Regions from separate parts of the Homo sapiens genome. Here region 1 is linked to region 2. A link is a loop called in an ENCODE intact Hi-C map of the cell type or tissue named here. Cell type or tissue: dorsolateral prefrontal cortex. All regions are shown on one strand. Region 1 has its middle 36 kb from the start of ST3GAL5-AS1. Region 2 overlaps POLR1A (RNA polymerase I subunit A).

What was found. A loop is a pair of places that touch in the nucleus more often than their neighbours do. Peaks named below come from ENCODE experiments on the same cell type or tissue, not always from the same donor. Only the 100,000 strongest peaks of a DNase experiment are listed, where the experiment ranks them.
Region 1: a loop joins it to region 2, with 3 times the contacts of the local background. A loop is called at or near these places in 2 of 110 quality-filtered maps.

The regions. Positions count from the first base shown.
Region 1 is chr2:85,924,162-85,926,661 of GRCh38, forward strand. No RefSeq gene overlaps it. Among named protein-coding and RNA genes, the nearest start is that of ST3GAL5-AS1, 36 kb to the left of the region's middle. RefSeq lists an enhancer at 565-614. In dorsolateral prefrontal cortex, no CTCF peak of the experiment used is centred here; DNase peaks (open chromatin) are centred at 560 and 1,370; H3K27ac peaks cover 2,500 bases.
Region 2 is chr2:86,077,499-86,079,998 of GRCh38, forward strand. POLR1A (RNA polymerase I subunit A) reads right to left here. Exons shown (of 34, transcript NM_015425.6): 10 at 616-786; 11 at 361-483. Among named protein-coding and RNA genes, the nearest start is that of POLR1A, 27 kb to the right of the region's middle. In dorsolateral prefrontal cortex, CTCF peaks have their summits at 1,467 (motif pointing left) and 1,666; DNase peaks (open chromatin) are centred at 253 and 1,493; H3K27ac peaks cover 2,139 bases.

The DNA.
Region 1 (2,500 bases), 150 kb before region 2:
CAGGCCAACATGGTGAAACCCCGTCTCTACTAAAAATACAAAAATTAGCTGGGCGTGGTGGCGTGTGCCTGTAGTCCCAGCTACTCAGGAGGCTGAGGCAGGAGAATTGCTTGAACCTGGAAGGCGGAGGTTGCAGTGAGCCAAGATTGCGCCACCGCACTCCAGCCTGGGCGACACAGCAAGACTCTGTCTCAAAAAAAAAAGAAAAAAAAAAAAAAAGAAGGTTCCACAGGGTTGGAGGAGACCATGGGTCTCCTGTTAGCTGGGGAGGTGGAAAGAGCTCTGGACTGATAATCAGGAAGCCTGGGGGAGACTTTGCCCTTCCAATAACCTGATCAATAAATCAGTCTGGGGCTCTGCTAACACTCAACCACCAGAAAGAAACAGTGGTGTGACCCTGGGCAATGTATTTGTCACCTGTCCTCCATCCTGGGCCTCGGGGCCTCAGGGCTCCTGGAACAGGATGTTCTTGATGACTCTCCCTGACCCAAATCCTTTATAATCTCCAGGATGTCATCCCTGCCAAGAAGAGCAAAAATCTCTCTTGTGCTGAAGGCCTTGCTTTGTTTGATGTGGCCTGAGAGGCCATGAGTTTTCCCTCACATGCTCGATTGGGCAAGCTGTTTCTGGCACAGAGCTATACCAAAAACAAAAACAAAACAGAAACGGTGCAGAAGTTGCAAAGGAAACTGGGGAGCCCTTTCTCCCTTTTTTGCTAAATTTTCTGTCTTTAGAACATGCTTTCTGCCCGCCCAGCAGAGGGAAGACACTCTCCCGATCAGGCGAGGTGATCACTGGGGCTCTCTCTTCCTCCTCTATGTTTCTGTCCTGCTGGCTGCTGGTGGTCCCAGCCAGGTCTCCTGTTCACTCTGCCCACTTGGATGACCACATACAACGAACTTCCAGGAGTTGGCTAAGGGATGGTCCCCTCCATTCTTTTCTCTCTCTGTCACCATCTCCTCAGTCTCATCCAGAACACTTGCCTCAGTACCTTCATAATACACACCACACATACATGCACACACATAGGCACATGCACACAACCACAACCACATCTACACACCATATCCATGGCATACAGCACAAATACACACCAAACCACCCCTCACACCGCACATACACTTACAGACCACATACAAATACCCATCACATACATGCAGATGCTAACCATGCATAATGGCACACCAAACACAAGCTCTCTCTCTCTCTCTCTCACACACACAGACACACACAGACACACACAAAGCTATTGTTTGGTGCAGGAGCTACATCAGTACCAGCTTCTGTCCTTCCCTATCCTGGAGTGCTTCTCAAACCCCAGGTCCCAGAGAAATGTCACAGAGGCTTATTGTCTCCCTATCTCAACCATGAATAACTGGCTAATATGCATCAGTGATGCTGCTTTGGGCAACCAGCAGAAGAGATGTCCTTCCAAGCTCTCAGCCCACTCCACTCTGCACAATCCTGCCAGTGACCGTGGTTGCTGATCACTTCAGGGAAGTCATTGGTGGAATAAACAATGCACACAAGTAGGACACACAACAGTTGTGTTACTGGTTGTTAAAATATTGAAATACTTCTGTACCAGTTAATGAACACCTGCTGTCCCCAACCCCCTGAAGGTCCTATCCTCTGTTGCTTTGGCCTCTCTTCCAGGCCTTGCTAGGATTCACCAAATAAAGTGTTAACGTGTCTCATACAAGATGTACAATACAAGGTGGAGACAGGGCGGGGTGGACTAACGGTGAAAGAGGCGGTGTTGAGCAGTCATTCATTAATTCCTCCTCCAACAAGTATGTGTGGGGCTTCCATGTGCAGACACTGCTGACCACTCAGGATTCAGTTGCAGAAAGTCAGAAGGCAGTTAGAGTACAGAATGATTAATTCTGCAACGGGGAAGTGTACACCAGCTGCAGGAGCAGAGAGCGGGGGCACTAACTCAGACTTGGAGGGCTCCAAAAATGCTTCCCACAAGGCAAGTGGTCAAGCTGACATTTAAACAAGTCAAAGTTGTTCAAGTAAAGAAGGATGGGGATGCGATGATCATAATCCCAGCACTGTGGGAGGCAGAGGTGGCATATCACCTGAGGTCAGGAGTTCGAGACCAGCCTGGCCAACACAGAGAAACCCTGTCTCTACTAAAAATACAAAATTAGCCAGGCGTGGTGGTACATGCTTGTAATTCTAGCTACTTGAGAGGCTGAGGCAGCGATTCTTCACTTACACCTGGGAGGCGGAGGTTGCAGTGAGCCGAGATTTCGCCATTGCACTCCGGCCTGGGCAACAAGAGTGAAACTGCATCTCAAACTAAAAAAAAAAAAAAAAAAAAAAGAAGGATGGGGAGACAGGTGTCCTAGAGGAAGGAGCAGCATGTGCAAAGGCCCAGAAGCAAGACAGAACCATATTCATTCAAAAAGCAGAAAAGAATTGATCCATATCTGGATGCTTGGAGCGCAAGAAGGAAGGGGTAAAGGGAGATTGGCATGGGTAGGGGCAGGGA
Region 2 (2,500 bases):
ATTCAATTTGGTGAGGAAGGTCAAAAGACTAGGCTGAAGTGGGCAGGAGGAAGCTATGCCGGCGGGGATGTGGAACACCCTGCAGTCAGCTCCCTGGTGCTGACTTGTTGGTAGGAGGTGTCTGTAAGCCTAGCAAGGAGTGACAGCAATGCCATCATGCAGCTTCCAGTCACCTCCTTGTGGGCTGTCCAGGAAGAGGCAGAAGCTAGTTCCGCCCAAGCCAGAATAATCTGCTGCACATCCTGTCCCCAGTCCTCTGCGGCATTCTCATCTGCCACCCACGGGGAGCAAATGAGCCCTGCACGCGCGCGCGCACACACACACACACACACACACACACACACACACACACACACACACCATGGGAATTCCAATTTCGTTGGTGTTGATGTACATGTCTGGGCAGATGACTGAGCGCGCAGCGTAGTCCACTCGCTTTCCCATCATGTGTTTTCGGAACAGGCCTTCTTTCTTCTCCAGGATCTTTATGGAGAAAAAAGGTCATAAAAAACATTCAACAAGAATTCCAGTAGGCTTATTAGTTTCTTGTTTCAATACACAATGTTTATTATTTATCTTCTGTAGCTAGCAATGGGAATCCAGTTTTTTGCTCACCTGCCTAATGCCTGGGTACTTGTCCATCATTAGTTTGTCCATCTCGCTATCAAACACAATATTGACGTGGCTCTGAAGGCGAATCCAAATGTTGTAAAGTTTGTCTATGAGGGACTGGCCTGGAAGTGTACTCAAAAAGGATCGGTCAATAGCAATCAAAGAGTCTTTTTCCTGGAAGATGAAACCAAGAAAACAGGGATGATGGAAAAAAGCTCCAAAAGGCCTGGCTTGATTTAATTTTTCTTTCTTACCCTGGATCTGACAACTATGCACTCTGGAGTTTATCTCCTCTGAACCTGACAGATCAGAGACAAACATGCTAATAAATCAATCTTGTAAGTACATGTCAATAAGACATATCAGCACTATTATATATTTACCAGCCTGTCTCTTTCTAGTAGTAAGATGAACTCAAAATTTATAAGCATGCTTCTTTCTTAAGGCATTTTTGCTGAAATCCCTTAATATGCAATTCCTAAAGAAAACTAAGAAGTCCTTCCCACATCAGTACATTTCTTATGAAGTTCTGTTATCTTGCCAGATAACCAATTCTCACATGCAGTTTCAGTTTTATTTATGGCTTTGAAAAACTTGATCCAAACCAATTACAAACATGCAGGTGGAACAATTTCTTAAAAGGAACTAGGTTTGCCATACGATATTCTATGTCATCAACTAAGATGTGGGTCTCCAGCTGAGCTATATCAAGTTAGTGGCTGATTGCCAAGTCTCATTGGAATATTTAACCAATCCTTTTTTAATATTTTTGCCCCTAGCCCTGTCTCCTCCTCTCTCCCACTCCCTACCCAGGGGACAGAAATACACAGAAGCCTTCAGCTGGCTTAGAGCACCACCTATTGATACTGTCTGGCCACCTACTGGCCCAATCGACTGGGTATGACACAAGGAGACAGATGGTCCCACGTCTTCCAGTGTGGGCAGATAAGAGAAGAAACCTGTCAGTGTCTTGAGGTGGGAGGGTGAGGGTGGGTGAAGATTCAGTAAACGAGAATGTTATGAAAACCCAGTAGTGATGAAGTGGGCTTGTCATCAAACCTGAGGAACACAGGAATCTTCTTTAGCTCTAGGGAAAATAGATGTATTCTACATAAAACACTCAGGGTCCCCTTCTGGCTGGAGTCCCAGAGGGAGATACGATCACCTGCATGATGACCGGGCCCTGTTAGCCCAACTCACTGCTCATGGCATTACCTGGCTCAAGACCAGTGATTGTGAAATGAGTGAGAACTTGTCTCACTGGAGTATCCCCAATGCCTAGACGGTGACTGGCAAGGGCTGCCATGAGGATGGAACACAGAGAGTAAGGGGGGAGAAAAAACACATCCTGTCAATCACAAGGAAAGAGGGCAGTGGGACATAGGAATCAGAGGATGCTATTTGCCCCTCAGAGGCGAAGCATTTGTTTGACAAAGGGGACGACCAATTTTTCTTTTTTTTTTAATTATTGAGATGGGGTCTAACTCTGTTACCCAGGCTGGAGGGCAGTGGTGCGATCACAGCTCTCTGCAGCCTCGACTTCCCTGGCTCCAGTGATCCTCCCACCTCAGCCCCCTGAGTAGCTGGCACCATAGGCATGAACCACCATGCCCAGCTATTTTTTGTATTTTTGGTAGAGACAGGGTTTCGCCATGTTGCCCACCTGGTCTAAAACTCCTGGGCTCAAGTGAACCTCCTGCCTCAGCCTCCCAAAGTGCTGGGATTACAGGCTTGAGCTATCATGCCTGGCCAGGCTGCCCGATTTTTAAGGGACATCAACCCTGGTCACTGGGTACAGTTATCCCATGGTCTTTTCTTGGAAACTGCACTAAGGCATGCACATGGCTGATGTCTTTTACACTAAGGAGTTTTTAAAAGCACACCAATG